3 separate regions of the Homo sapiens genome follow, and all the other regions are linked to region 1. Evidence: chromatin contacts called from ENCODE Hi-C or POLR2A ChIA-PET data. All regions are on one chromosome and are shown on one strand. The core of a region is the stretch at or near the end of the contact, and the rest is flanking DNA. Distances in the headings are between cores, read along the strand shown. Region 1 holds the start of RNF144A (ring finger protein 144A). Region 2 holds the start of SLC66A3 (solute carrier family 66 member 3). Region 3 holds the start of RPS7 (ribosomal protein S7).

Region 1 (4,940 bases), core at 1-2,500:
CTCCCGAGTAGCTGGGACTACAGGCGCCCGCCACTGCGCCCGGCTAATTTTTTGTATTTTTAGTAGAGAGGGGGTTTCACCGTGGTCTCGATCTCCTGACCTCGTGATCCGCCCGCCTCAGCCTCCCAAAGTGCTGGGATTACAGGCGTGAGCCACCGCGCCCGGCCAGTTCAATGGATTTTAAAAATTATTATTCTCTAGAAAAAAGACCACGAACTTTGGAGTGGACATCCTGAGACCTGCCTACGAAGACCATTAGGGTAAAGAAGTCACCCCTTCACCCCAGGACCAGGAAGCCTCCAGGATGGCATAAGCGACCAAACAGCTGGGAGCCAAGCACAGTGCAGGGGGCTTGGGGTCGGCGGCCGGAGGCTGGGGTGGGTAAGACCCGCAGGGAACTCCGGGGCTCGGGCGGCGGCTCATTCCCCGGGAAAGGGCTCGCGGTGGGGACCAGGGGCAGTAGCAGCCGCGGACCCCGCGCGCAGGGGATGTGCGGGGCATCCTCTTGGCCAGTTCCGACCTTCCCCGCCGGTGGCGATGCCCCGGACGCGTCGTCCTTTCCCAGACCTCCTCTTGGGGCCGAGGCTCCAGCCCCAGGGTCTGCGGGCGGGGCCGCGAACCTTGAAAGCCCCCGCCGCCAGCTCGCCCGCGGGACCCTGGCCCGGGGCGCCCTGTCCCGCGCCGCAGCGCAGACCCGCGACCGCGCAGGGCAGGCAGGGGGACGCCAGGTCCCTAAGCGCCCACTGCCCTGGGGCGCGGGCGCCGCCTGCGAGAGGCAGGGCAGGGCAGGAGCAGAGCAGGGACGAGGTCAGGGACACGGGCAGGGCAGGGCGGGCGTCCTCTGAACGGAGCCCGCGAGTCCCCGCCCGGGACGCTGCCCCCCGCCCGCTGCCACCGGGCGCCGGGGCAGGACCCAGCGGGGCAGGCGCGGCCGCAAGCCCCGAGCCCCAAGGCCGGCCGCGCAGCGCCGCGTCCCGCCCTCCCCGCTCCGCGGCCGGCCCGGGCGATGCGGACACAAAGGGGACGCGCGTCACTCTACCTGGGCCTGCTCGTCCGCGGTGCGCGGCTCTGACGCCTCCGCCCGGTACTGGCTGCGGGGTGCCGGGTGCCCGCAGTTTGCCGCCCGCGCCTCCCCGCGCCCGCGCAGCCCGCACGGCCCGCACTGCAATGCCAGCCCTGCCGCCTCCCGCCTGCCGAGAGCCCGCGCGGGGAGAAGCGGCTGCGCGGGCGGGGCGCGAGCGCGCACAGAGGCCGGGCACGCGGGAGGCTCGGCCCCGGCCCCGCCCCCGCGCCGAGCCGCACAGCGCCCCCTGCCGCCCGCCTGCGCCGGCCCGAGGCCCGGAGCCGCCCCGCAGGCCCCAGGACAGGCTCCGGCACGAGGAGGGGCTGCGGAGACCGCCCGTGCACGCTAACATGAAAATGCTATTCCTGCTTTAGTGGCCTCCAGAAGACACTCCCCTGATTCCTACACCGAGGGAACACACAGCAGCAAGCTAGGAAAGAAGGGGTGACCCAGCCCAACGCTGTAAACCAGGGCGCGAACCGGCGTTGAGCTGTGCAGCTGCGCCCTGGGCTCCAGTCCTGCTCTGCCGCAGACCCCACCGGAGCCAGCACCTGCCTCCCCGACCCTCGCTGGGGCGGCTGTGAGATGAGCCCAGAGCCTTCCTGAGCCAACCCTCGCAAGGAAAGTCTGTCTGTTCACCCCACTATCCTTGTCTTGAAGGATGAAGAAAAGAGGGCCCCCCGGGAGGTCCCAAAAGGTGGAATGGACATCTGGGATCCAAGCACAGCAATTTCTTTATTTTTCTTAAGGTATCCAGCTTGTTGGAATCTAAGATCTGCGAAGGTATTAATAGAATTCCTGCATCTTCTGCCACTCCCCATAGAAGCTTGAAGTTACACAAATGTTAAATTATACGTCAGATGTGCATATATGAACAAAACCTACGAGTGTGCATGAAATAACACCTTCTTAAATATATAGATTCTTTTTTCTGCAATATTAAATGGAAACCCCACTAGAACATCGTTTTTCCTTAATAGCATACCCTCCACACTGTGTGGTCTAAATTCAAGCTCTACCACCTACTAGCCATTAAGCAAGTTATTAAGGTCTTCGTGCTTCCATTTTCTTACGTGGAAAATGAGGTGGCAATAGTATGTATGAGTTCTTCGGAGGGATTAAACAAGTCAAATAGGCCAAGTGCCATGGCTTACACCTGTAAGCCCAGCACTTTGGGAGGCCAAGGCAGGAGGACTGCTTGAGCCCAGGAGGTCAAGGCTGAAGTGAGCTGTGTTTGCATCACTGCACTCCAGCCTGGGCAGCAGAGTGAGACTTTGTCTCTCAATAAATAAAGAAATAGTCAAATTAAATATAACTGGCAAACTAAAACAACTCCATAGTCCTTAGCTACAATTTGTCTCATTTCTCCAAAGAATTAAATCAGATGATTCTTAACTAACTCAAAGCTCTGCATAATTTGTCTTCTGCTACACATACATCTTTATAGTAAAATAAAATAAAGCTGTCCCCTCTGTATTGAGAAGTTATTCTGGTAAATATTTGACCTCTTCAAATATATGAACGAGCACTTGCCTTCTAATGCCTCAGTTTCAGATTCTTTTTAGAAATGTCATTATTCAAGAAAAATGCACAATGGGAAGAATCTTAACAACAGCACTTTGTTACTTCAGCCTCTCACTAGAGGATGAAAATCGTTCTGCATAAAGGCCTGGGCTTTATGAAAAATATATTCACACCTCCCGTGTCCGAGCTGGGATACCAAAGAAGTTCCTGGTTGAGTACTACTTATGAATGAAGGATTCAGGGGATGCACAGGTGGGTGACTGCAAATGCACAGACGTTGTGCTGTGTTCCCCACAATAAAGGGGTCTGTATTAAGATGCAGGCATTCTCATGGAACACAGACGTATAACACTCAAGCTGGGGGACTGCAAAGGAGCATCTGGGGCTGCAGGAAGAGAGTTAAGGTGCAAAAATGCCCTGACCCAACTGAGACTTGTAATTGCTCATGTGGTAATACATGTGACTTCATTCCCCTGCTCTGTCTTTGTGAATGCAACCATTGTTGGGGAGATAGTGAGAGGGGACACTGGCATTGAAAGTTTTGTTTGCAGCAGGCCTCAAAAGGCACTCAGATGCAGATTTCCCTGCAAAGACTTCCCGGCCTATCATGGAGTTCCCCATCCCTAGATCTCTGATCTCTGAGCTGGTGTAATACTTAGTCTTTGTCTGTGTTGATCATGGCATCTGCCACACTTAATGTTTGTGGCATTCACTTTCTGATGCTTAGATCTTACGATTCTAGAGAACAGCATTTTTCTACATATTCCCTCTTAGGGCCTTGAACATAATAAGTGCTCAATAAATACTGAGTGAAATCCTCTACTCTGAGCTTTGCCTCTGAGCAGCTGTCCTAGTTCTCTCCAACAAGAAGTTTGTTGGGTCTCTCAAGTTCACTTCCACCTGTCACTGTCAGTTTTCAGTCCAGCCCCTTACTCAGGTCTGGCTGGCCCATCTCCCCCAGAGGGCTGTCCCATAGAGCCCATTGTAAAGGACACTCATTGTTGCCAAGAGTTTGTGCCAATGCAGTATGACTCACCCTTCACTCATTGAACAAGCTCTTCCTGATTACCTAGATGGGCAAAATTTCCCTGCTCATGCGAAGCAGGCTGGCGACTCAGTGCTGCAGCAAATGGCCCAGAAGCTGGGAAAGCAGATAGCCGTTCTGACACTTCTCTTCTAGACAGAAAATCAAGGGAAGCTCAAGACCCACACTTGAATTTTTTTTAAAAAATTAGACAAGGGGCTGGGTGTGGTGGCTCATGCCTGTAATCCCAGCACTTTGGGAGGCCGAGGCAGGCAGATCACCTGAGGTTGGGAGTTCAAGACCAGCCTGACCAACATGGAGAAACCCCTGTCTCTGTTAAAAATACAAAATTAGCCAGGCGTGGTGGCACATGCCTATAATCCCAGCTACTCGGGAGGCTAAGGCAGGAGAATCGCTTGAACCCCAGAGGCAGAGGTTGCGGTGAGCCGAGATCGCACCACTGCACTGCAGCCTGGCAACAAGAGCGAAACTCAGTCTCAAAAAAAAAAAAAAAGAAAGAAAAAGAAAAAGAAAAGAAAAAAAATTAGACAAGGAAGTTTATGTGAATTTGTAATCACACATTCCATAAATATAGAAAATTCACTTTTTTTATTTTAAAAATTAACAAATTCCATTTCTTGTTTCTCTAGAGTAGCAGGAAATCAAATGTCAGTTCTCATTCTGACTTTCTCTCCTTAAGGACACAGAGGAATCTGGGGGATATTATGGTTCTGGGAATGTGGAATGTAACGTCTCATCTTCAGCCCATCTGTGCTACTGATCATCTCATTCCAGAAGCCATGCCTTCTCTCAGGAGCAGACAGCACAAGACTTTCCTGCCAGAGGCACAGTCCCCAGGTGAGCCACACAGCCTTCACAGGGTAATGCCAAAGAACAGAGGAGAGTTCCTGCTACTCTCCGGGTCTTCTTGGCAAAGCTTCTGATACAGTCTGGCTGTCTCTCCACCTGAATCTCATCTTGAATTGTAGCTCCCATAATTCTCGTATGTCATGGGAGGGATCAGGTGAGAGGTAACTGAATCATGGGGGTGGGTCTTTCCTGTGCCGTTCTCGTGACAGTGAATAAGTTTTATGAGATCTGATGGTTTTATAAAGGGGAGTTCCCCTGCAAATGTTCTTGCCTGCTGTGACTTTGCTCCTCCTTGCCTTCCGCCGTGATTGTGAGGCCTCCCCAGTTATGTGGAACTGTGAGTCCATTAAACCTCTTTTTCTTTATAAATTACCTAGTCTCAGGCATGTCTCTATTGGCAGTGTGGGAACAGACAGACTAATACAGCTTCCCTTGTCTGTACTCTTACCCTTCTCCCTT
Region 2 (4,940 bases), core at 1,344-3,843, 4.2 Mb before region 1:
GGGGGACAAGTGACCTGGAGCAAGGGGTGGGCTCCAAAGGCATCCTACCCAGAGGCCAAGGCTCTACAGCCTAAGGGTCCACCGTGGGAGGGCCGCAGTCCATGGAAGGCTGCAGGCAGGGCAGGTTGGATGAATCTTGTGCTCCAGGAGGCTCCTGGCTGCAGAGAGCAGGGAGGCAGAGCCCAGCAGAGCCCTGGAGGCAGGAGAAGCAGCAAGGTTGGGAACTTGCGAGGGGGAAGGCTCCAGCTACAAGGAATGCCCCTGGGTGGCAGAGGCAGGTCCCTGGGCAGAGGCTCCTGCCCTTCACACCAAGCCACACTAAAAAGGCTTTTCTGGCATTATTAAGACACACTTCATGCTCCAATTGACTCAGTGCTCTCAAAACCAGGCTCTTAGTTTGCTCAAATGGAGACCCAAAGAGGGCCCGTGCCCTCCAGGTGGCTGACTGCGACAGCCCTGGGGTTCCTTCTGCTCTAACTCCGGCTGCTGCCTGATCTGGTCAGGGGCCCGGGGGCCCAGCTGGCAAGCATGGCCAGCCCCAGGTGGGCCTCCCAGGCAAGGCTGGGAAGGGCATGAGGGAGGCAGGCAGGGAGACAGGAGGGCCAGGAGGATGGGTCCTGACACAGCCAAGCCCATTTTACAGAAGTCTGTGTGCCTGGCCCTGGCCCTGGCTTGGAGGCTGCAGAGCTGGTGCACCAGCCCCGACAGAGCCCCCTTTACCTGCACGTGATCAACTGCAAGACCCTTAGACAGGCCAGCAGGGATGGCAGCAAGCTGCTGCCCCACCCAACCCTTGAGCTCCCATGCCCAGGAAGATCCTTCCACTGCCAGAGGTCTAGCTTTCACTAAGGTGAGCTGGGAGAGGTGACAGCTGGCAGATCTAATAGGAGCCCTCACCTGCGTATCTCTGAGGGTTTGCATTTTTCAAGCAATGCTGCAAAAGTGGTGGAAATGCAGGCCTAGGGGCTGGCGGCAGGAGGGAATCTATAGACTCTACAGACAGCCTGGCTTCTTTTCCTTCATGGGTCCAGCTTCAGCTTCCCCAGCTCAGGGACCTAGCAAGGGGCCGAGGCCAAATCCCACTCCTGGCTTTCATGCCCTTGTCCCCTCTCCCACCTGAACAGTCACCACAGCCACTTCCAGCCTGTGTCCTTTGCCACAACCTCATCGCTCCAGCCTCTCTGCTCCCAGCCTGGTGGTGGCACCAACCTGAAACGCATGCTGCCCACCTCCCCTGGGTGCCTCTCAACCCTGCCATCCAGCCTGGGACCCCCCCCTCCCCACCCCGCAGGGTAGAGTCACTCACAAGCCTGGAAGAGGTCACAGTCCCTCCCACTGCAAGCCTTTCCCAAAAATTTCCCCTCAAAGCCCCCTATTGGATGACTGTGCCCAGGGCCGGGCTCCATAGGGCCGGCGCGGGGTCCAAAGCCTGAGTGGGACCCCTCACCCTCCCACACCTGAGGTCTCCTCTTTCTCCCCCGCACCCCTTGGCTTCTTCCCATCCTGTATGCCGCACCCCCCACCCCGCCCACCAGGAAGGCTTGTGTGGAGGACCAGGCTTCAGACCCCACTGGGTGATGGCGGGGGGCAAAGGGGAAGGCCTGGCCTGGCCAGGGGGAAGGGGCGAGACCACTAGGTTGAGGTATGTGTTTTCCTATTGTTGGGGCTCAAAAATGATACCCCAAAAGTTTGGCGCTCTGGCATGATGAATACTTTGAATAGGAAAGCCTTAGAAGCTGCCTCAGAATCAAGGATTTAACGACCTTTCCGTCACCCCTTCCCAACTGCAGAGACTCTCCAACTTCCTTACAGATGACTAAGGAAACTTCTTTCTACAAGAAATGCAATTGTCTTAAGACCCTCTCCCAAGGAATCTCATTAAATAACCAGGAAAGATTCCCCACCAATCACCGGGAGAAGAGAAGAGATTCATACATTCTTAGTTCAACCCCTTATTTCACAGGTGAGGAAACCGAGGCCCGAGAACGAGGTTGACGGTGCGTGGTGAGTTTAGGGACAATGAATATGACAGCCTCGAGGTGCAAATGGCCTTGCTCAGGGCCAGCAGGTTTTGTCACTAGCGCACCAAGGGCTGCCTCCGCTGGGTCTGTTTTCTCATCTGTAAAATGGGCGTGCGCAATCAATTCGTGCCACGCGGGGCTTGGTGAGAAACAATGTACGCGGGTGGCGGGTGGCCGTGGGAAGAGCACCCCGAGCCCCTAGGCTCCCTAGTTCACCCTCGGCCGCCCAGCTGCGACGCCGGCGCGCGGGGATCATCCCCGCCCTACTTCGAGCCGAGGCTCTCCTGGGCTCCCAGCCGGCAGCAGCTGCGAGGGGGCAGGAGGCAGCCCCGGCCGCCCCGGGCCTTACCCTGCCAGCTCCAGAAGTAAACTCGGAAGGCTGAGGCCCCGCGCGCTGCGCGCCGCTAGCACAGCGGAGATCTGCGGCAGCTTCAGCGCGGCGCACACGCCCAGCGTGCTCCAGTTACACAGCCCCAGCAGCGCCGCCTCCATAGCGCCACGGGCGCGGGCACCTGGGCGGCCGCAGCGAGAAGGGACCGCTCAGCCTCGGCGGCGCAGCTCTGCCGAAGCCTTCCGCCTTCCCGGGATCCGCCCGGGACCACCCGGCCAGGGCCCGCCCCTCCGCGCGCCGCCAGGCCCCGGACCCGCCTCGCTCCGCCCCTCCCCTGGACGCACCCCGCCCCCGGGCCCGCCCCGCCCCTCCCGCCCGGGCCCGCCCCGCCCCGCCCCTCCCGCCCGGGCCCGCCCCGCCCCCTGGCCAGCCTCATCTCGCCTCGCCTACGGGCCCGCCCGGGCTCGCTCAGTCCTCGGACTACCCTCATCTCGCCCCGCCCCCAGATTCGCCCCCTCCCGGTCGGCCTCACCTAGCCCAATCCCGTGGCCAACCTCGCCTCGCCCCGCCCCTCCTCGCCCCGCCCCTCCCCTCCTAGCCCCGCCCCGGGCGACAGTCCCACCCTGGCCTGCGGGCTCCACCAGCAGCTGCTTCGCATTTCCGCGTTCTTGCCACCCGATAGTTTAGCCGCCGCCGGGAGCCGCCCTGGAAGTCCGGCTTTTCCACGGGTTGGGTGGACCGAGAGGCAAATGGCCCCGGGGGATGGGCCATTCTGCCGGGATTTTTCCCTCCCTGCAAGTGTTTTAGTTTCTCTCACTAAGCATTTCAGGAGTTAAAGCCTCCTGCTTAAGGGCTGAGTGCACCCTCCCGACTTACAGGTGGGGAACCAGGCTGGAGAGACTTTCTGGGACCAGAGCCCCAGGGTCGCCTCATTTGTGCCCTTTCAGAGCACGCGGCCTGTCTCCAGCCTGGGACTGAAGGCTTCCCTCCTAGCGGCGTGGGCCCTGAGGGGCCACCGGAAGCCTTGAACTTGAGCACTTCACAGTGAAACTGTTTCTTAAGGATTTCTCCTGATAAAGTAACTTGGACGTGGCCGTCTAAGCCACAAACTGAGGGAAAGGGAAGGACGCATTTTCCAACCTCTGAAAATCGCCTGTGTATTAGGGCCTGGTTATGAAGCAGGCAAAAAAGCACCAAAATGCAATGCCAGAATCCACGATCCCTGGTTTTGTGCCATAAATCTCAGCCGGGAAGTGTGAGGGACGGGAGCTGGGTCAGCTTCGGAGTTCGGAATTCTGGCCGAGGCTCTTTCTCTCCAGCCTCACCGGCCCATCACCTCCGCCTATGGAAAAAAAAAAACAGGTGCTGAGTCCTGCCTCCCAAGTCTAAATGAGAAAAGGATGTTCAGAAGGGAACCCTTAAAGGAAACGGCTTGGACCTGCCCTGGCTAGATCGATACTGATCGTTATTGACCCCGCGAAGCGGGAAGATTGCTTGAGGCCAGGAGTTCAAGACCAGCCTGAGCAACATAGGGAAACCCCCGCCTCTACTAAAAATACAAAAATTAGCCGAGCGTGGTGGCGCGTGCCTGTGGTCCCAGCTACTCGGGAGGCTGAGACAGGAGGATGGCTTGAACCCAGGAGGCGGAGGTTGCAGTGAGTCGAGATCGCGCCACTTCACTCTAGCCTGGGAGACAGAGCCAGACCCTGTCTCAAAAATAAATAAATAATATGTATATAAATTTTTTGAAGAAGAAAATAGAGAAGAGCTTTTTTTTTTTTTTGAGACGGAGTTTCACTCTTGTCGCCCAGGCTGGAGTGCAGTGGCACGATCTCTGCTCACTGCGACCTCCACCTCCGGGGTTCAAGTGATTCTCCTGCCTCTGCCTCCCAAGTAGCTGGAATTACAGGCATGTGCCACCACTCCCGGCTAATTTTTGTATTTTTAGTACAGACGGGGTTTCGAACTCCTGACCTCAGGTGATCCACCTGCCTTGGCCTCCCAAAGTGCTGGGATTACAGGCATGAGCCACCGCGCCCAGCGTAAAGAGCTTTTTAACAAGCATCAGCAGCAATGACTATAGGAACATCTAGAACCTGTTGAGTGCCTCCTGCGTGCCAGGTGTTTTACTTTCATCATGCCATGTGATAGGTCCCTTGATGCAAGGAGGTGGTCCTGGTTGGAAGTGCCTGGTTCCTGCCACATGGCAGTGGAATCCCCCTCCCTCCTCTTCCCCTTCTGCCCCAGCCTTTATTCCAGGGGTTGGCCAGGATCTGGGCCCCCAGGACTAGCCTTAGGAGGGAACTGCTCCCACCTGGGGTCAGCCTGCGCTAGCACTTGGGGATGCAGGCAGCATGAGGGGCCTTTGAGAGGTATGAGTGCCCCCAGGACCACGCAGGGAGTGGCCTCCTCCATTGTGGAACAAATGCTGCTCCTGGCCCAGGACACTGCAGCCGCCTGCTCTGGGGGTCAGCTGGGTGAGGCAGGGCTGTGGAAGAGGTTTCTTCCTGGCTCCTAGACCCCTCCCTGGCTACTTTGCGTGAAGACCAGGATGCAGTGATGTGGGTGTGTGGCCCTTCGGGGTTAGG
Region 3 (4,940 bases), core at 1,745-4,244, 3.3 Mb after region 1:
GATAACCTGTAAGTCAATCAAGTTCATAAATCATTTTCCATCAGCATCTTCAACTGCAGTGATATTTTAACCTGTGATGTTATCACCAAAATCCACCTACATTTTTTTACCTCCAATCCACAGCAAAAATAAAAATCAAAGATAAATCCAAGCCCATGTCAACTGTGTCTAGCATGCTATATCACAGAATTAAAGTAATGATTTCCTTCTCATCATTCCTATCCTGTGCACAAATAATCGGAGGAAATCATCTCATCTTGTGACAGCACTGACCTAGTAGGCAAACAATGGCTACATGAATACATGTATGTTTTACATCTAGAATTCTAAAACGTATCATGTGCAACTATACAGGAAACCAAATGCTGCTACTCAAAAATTCCCACTTGAACATCTGTTTTCATAAACTACAACTTAAACAAATTAAGAGTTGTTAATAAGAGGGGTACACACATTTCTGAAACTACTAAAATACTCACCTCCTGGGACGCTTTTGCTTATTTTTTGTACGGCTTTTTCGAGTTGGCTTAGGCAGAATTCTCCTCTGTAAGGTAAAAATTATCATGTAACAAAATGAAAAAAGACTTTAAATTGACAAAAAGCTGTAACTGCCATACTGCTTTAAAAGCAAGAAGAATGGCAGGGTAAGTTCAAAGTTCGAGAAGGCTAAACAACTTAGACGAACAATTGACTGAGCAAACCCTTCTATGGAGTTACTTCCTGATTCTTGAATAAATCATTCAGAATCCACAGCCTCTACTAATACGCCAGTGGACAAAATCTCCCAGATACGCCTTTCCCCATGCCTATGACCCAGAATACTACTTTTATTCCAGATCAATCCTGGCACTTCATTCCCCATAGACTTCAGTTTGCACCAATCCCCCATCCGAACTGTAACAGGTTTCTTCTTTTTTTGAGATGGAGTCTCGCTCTGTCGCCCAGGCTGAAGTTCAGTGGCGGGATCTCGGCTCACTGCAAGCTCCACCTCCCGGGTTCACGCGATTCTCCTGCCTCAGCCTCCCGAGTAGCTGGGACTACAGGCGCCCACCACCACGCCCAGCTAATTTTTTGTATTTTTTAGTACAGACGGGGTTTCACCGTGTCAGCCAGGATGGTCTCGATCTCCTGACCTCGTGATCCGCCTGCCTCAGCCTCCCAAAGTGCTGGGATTACAGGAGTGAGCCACAGGGCCCGGCCTGTAACAGGTTTCTTAGTTTGATCATCTATGTAAGCAACCCACTAGACTTGTGGAAATTTAAATATGGGAAATCATTTTCATAACTCAAAACACAGCAGTCTGTCACTTTACAGACTTCTTGTTTCGACTCTTAATTAAAGAACGTACTTTATCTTTCTTTTTAAAACTTATTTTTTCTATTTTTTGTAGACAGGGTCTTACCATGTTGCCCAGGCTGGTCTCTACAGTGATCCACCCGCCTCCACCTCCCCGTGCTGGGATTACAGGCCTAAGCCACGGCGCTCTGCCTGTACTTTATCTTTCTACCCAATTGGATTCATAAAAGGATTGTTTTCATGACTCCAACTACCAATGCAGTCTAAATACAAGCAATTTTAGCAAAATTCACAAACAGAAACGTGCTGCAACAGTAGAACAGATACCTGAGCGATAAAGACGACATGCTTCCCACTGAACTTTTTCTCCAATTCGCGTACTAGCCGGACTTGGATTTTCTGGAAAGATTTCAGTTGAGGAACGGGAACAAAGATTATGATAGCTTTCCGACCACCACCAACTTCAATTTCCTAAAGAAAAAAACAAAAATCCACTGTGTTAACTGCTTCAGAAAGTAAACGTTGTGGTCAAATTAGAGGATAAGAAGACCTTATCACTAACACCGTAGCTGCACTACAAACTAATACTAGTTTTGAGTTAATCATAAATGCATCCTTCGGAAATGTTCTCATCTCTCTCCAACCTTCACATTTCCTTATTCCAGGAAGGGAGACTGTTCAGGCCAGGAGGCCAATCACTACCACTTCTGCACCCCCACTTGCGGCAACTCCGGGCTAAGGGTAGAGAGAATCTCATCCTGAGCTCCCCACAGCTCTTTGCCGTATCTATAACTAAGTAAGGGCAAATAAGGTCCGAAATGGGCCCAGGCCCTCCCTACTCCACGTTTCTCCACCGCCCGCATGTGGACAGCTTAAGCCGCAGGGTACCTGCAACCCCACTCCCCGCACCTGGGCGGTATCACTCCCAAACAACACGGCCGAACCTGAGTTCAGGTTAGGCGGCCAGGCGGCAAGTCATCATCAACCGTAACCCAGGTCCAACCCTCTCAGGCACTGCGCGGGGAGACGCGCCGCAACCTCCCTCCCAGCCGAGGGAGCGCCAGCTTACCTTAGCTGCCGTAATATTCAGCTCCCTGAGCTGAGCCTTGAGGTCCGAGTTCATCTCCAGCTCCAGAAGAGCCTAAGAAGCAACGAACAGCAGGACCGACCCTGAGCGCGCGTCCGAGCACCCCGGGCCCAACACACGCGCGGCCGCCTCCCCTCCCGGGCGGGGCGCCTCCCCCCACCCCAGACCCCAGGGAAACCCTCTCACCTGGGAGATGCCGGACTCGAACTCGTCCGGCTTCTCGCCATTGGGCTTCACGATCTTGGCGCTCGAACTGAACATGGCTTTCTCCTGGGAGAACTGAAGGCACAGCGGTCAGCGTTACGCGGCCCGGGCTGCAGGCGCCGCTGGCTCGCCCTCCCGCCCGCACCCCCCGGCCAGGCCCCGCTCGCCCCGCAGAAGCCATCGGAAAGCACAGGGCGGGTAATCGGCTGTATCCCCACCCTGTGAGCAAGGCTCGCCCCTCCAGGGCCTGACTCCAAAAGGCGTTTTCCTCAACCCAAGAAGAAAAGTTCTGTCGGAGAGCAGGCCGCCAACCTACCTTGCCGAGCGCCGGCTTAGGAAGAGACCCAAATCTCGCGAGAGCACGTCAAAATCCGGCGTCCGAAGGCAAGAGGCGGAAACAGCGCGAGGAGGAGGGCGGAAACCGGAACATCACTGAGAAGCGGTAGGAGGCTAGAGAGTCCCAGGAAGCGGCTCTGGGGACGAGTGTCTTGGTAACGCTTTTCCGCCCTAGGATTCGTACTTTGGTGCCGTTTCCGAGCGTTCCGGTACCGGCTCCCAAGGTTCCCGTCTTCAGTGCAGGTTGCAGGCGGGAACCGGCCTCGTCCCAGCCCTGGGCCTGGGAGAGAGAAGGAGGCCGAAGAAAACCAACTTCGGCAACCTCCGGAGACAGGACGTTTAAAAAAGGCTAACTTGGCTGGGCGCTGAGGCTCACGCCTGTAATCCCAGCACTTTGGGAGGCCGAGGCAGGAGGATCACTTGAGCTCAGGAACCAGCCTGGGCAACATGGCGAGACCCCATGTCTACAAAAAAAAAAAAAAAAAAATTAGCCAGTCATGGTGGTGCGCGCCTGCAGTCCCAGCTACCCCGGAGGCCGACGCGGGAGGATCGCTGGAGCCGAAAGGTCGAGGCTGCCGTGAGCCGAGGTTGCACCACTGCACTCCAGCCTGGGCGACAGCGCAAGACCCTGTCTAAAAATAAATTTAAAAAAAATTGCGAGGCCTTCATTCTATGCTAGTACTGTACTAGGTGCTAATTATTAAGTAAAACCGACTGAACTCTTGCCCTCATGGAGCTTACAGTTCAGTGGAGAAGACATTACCTAAAGCAGTATGACTAAATATATAATGACATATTGTAATAACTTACATAACAGTACAATGAGAGGGTGGGGAGGGATTATTTATGCTTTAAGAAGTCGGGAATCCTGGAACGGAATGACATTAGACTGAGACACGGAAGAGCCGCAGGATCTATTGCTGGGGAAGAGCATTCCAGACAGGGAGGAACTCGTGCCGAATGATCCCGCTGTGGACAGGGAATTTAATCTGAGCTTCGGTTTCCTCTTCTGTCAAATGTCATGCAAGAGTTACTTTCAGCCGTGGTCCAGGCACTGTGAAAAATGCAGAAGCCACACTAGGTGCCCTCTCTCAGGATTCCCAACCACCTTTACCAAGCAGAGATGGTATTCATCCCACATTTTTAATGCTAGATATGCTCCCGCCCGGTGCTTCTCTAATAATGTTTTTTAAAAGGTAAGTGACTGTCTCCTTGGAAAATTAAGGATAACTTGAAGTTTCTTCCAGATAGAAAGTAAACTACAGCTGCGTCTACAATCTCATCTGGGCAGTCGTTCTGAGCCCTTTTGTCGAACTAGGTCCATTTCCTTACTCCACATGCACTTTTCGACCTGGCTTTTATCTCTGCTGCTCTATAAAAGTAGTAATCTAAAAGTTCATCCAGTAAAGCTTTTTCTCTGTGAACCTATCACTTGAGAACAAAAAAAATTAAAGTTATTTCTGGTTTCCAGTCCTTTGTTGAATAGGAGTGGTGAGCAAGGACATCCGTGCCTTGTTCTCCATCTTAGGGGAAAACCATTCAGTCTTTCACCATTAAGTATAATATTAGCTCTAGGATTTTGCAGGTATTTTTAATCAAATTCAGGAAGTTCCCTCTGTTTCTATTTCTGAGAGGTTTTTTTAAAATCATGGGCCGGGCACGGTGGCTCACGCCTGTAATCCCAGCACTTTGGGAGGCCGAGGCGGGTGGATCACGAGGTCAGGAGATCGAGACCATCCTGGCTAACACGGTGAAACCCCGTCTCTACTAAAAATACAAAAAATTAGCTGGGCGAGGTGGCGGGCGCCTGTAGTCCCAGCTACTCGGGAGGCTGAGGCAGGAGAATGGCGTGAACCGCCGGGGGCGGAGCCTGCAGTGAGCCGAGATCGAGCCATTGCACTCCAGCCTGGGTGACAGCGAGACTCCATCTCAAAAAAAATATATAAATAAAAAATAAAATAAAATCATGAATGGATGTTGGAGTATGTCAAATGCATTGTTTCTATGAACTAATATG

The links. Hi-C counts contacts between places; a loop is a spot of excess contacts on that map. ChIA-PET counts read pairs that join two places held with the same protein, here RNA polymerase II (POLR2A). Pooled maps may share reads with other maps.
Region 2: a pooled map shows a loop between it and region 1 (4-fold over the local background). The contact joins the promoter of SLC66A3 here to the promoter of RNF144A in region 1. A Hi-C loop is called at or near these places in 1 of 168 maps with a recorded cell type or tissue (lower leg skin) and 4 of 50 pooled maps. POLR2A ChIA-PET finds 5 or more read pairs at or near these places in 1 of 52 experiments (activated B cell).
Region 3: a loop to region 1 is called in a pooled map, with 7 times the contacts of the local background. The contact joins the promoter of RPS7 here to the promoter of RNF144A in region 1. A Hi-C loop is called at or near these places in 5 of 50 pooled maps.

The regions. Positions count from the first base shown.
Region 1 is chr2:6,913,722-6,918,661 of GRCh38, reverse strand. RNF144A (ring finger protein 144A) reads right to left here and starts at 1,250. Exons shown (of 9, transcript NM_014746.6): 1 at 1,040-1,250. It overlaps GRASLND (glycosaminoglycan regulatory associated long non-coding RNA), which reads left to right. Exons shown (of 5, transcript NR_033997.1): 1 at 1-260; 2 at 1,438-1,812; 3 at 2,695-2,839; 4 at 4,312-4,469. RefSeq lists a silencer at 921-1,410.
Region 2 is chr2:11,153,120-11,158,059 of GRCh38, reverse strand. It overlaps SLC66A3 (solute carrier family 66 member 3), which reads right to left and starts at 2,593. Exons shown (of 7, transcript NM_152391.5): 1 at 2,371-2,593. The coding sequence starts at 2,513. It also overlaps a transcript of CIMIP5 not described here. RefSeq lists silencers at 2,177-2,416, 2,527-3,006.
Region 3 is chr2:3,573,314-3,578,253 of GRCh38, reverse strand. RPS7 (ribosomal protein S7) reads right to left here and starts at 2,994. Exons shown (of 7, transcript NM_001011.4): 1 at 2,904-2,994; 2 at 2,570-2,662; 3 at 2,366-2,437; 4 at 1,624-1,767; 5 at 480-544. The coding sequence starts at 2,644. It overlaps LOC124907726 (a long non-coding RNA gene), which reads left to right and starts at 3,145. Exons shown (of 2, transcript XR_007086196.1): 1 at 3,145-4,119. RefSeq lists a silencer at 2,448-2,737 and enhancers at 2,289-2,865, 2,866-3,441.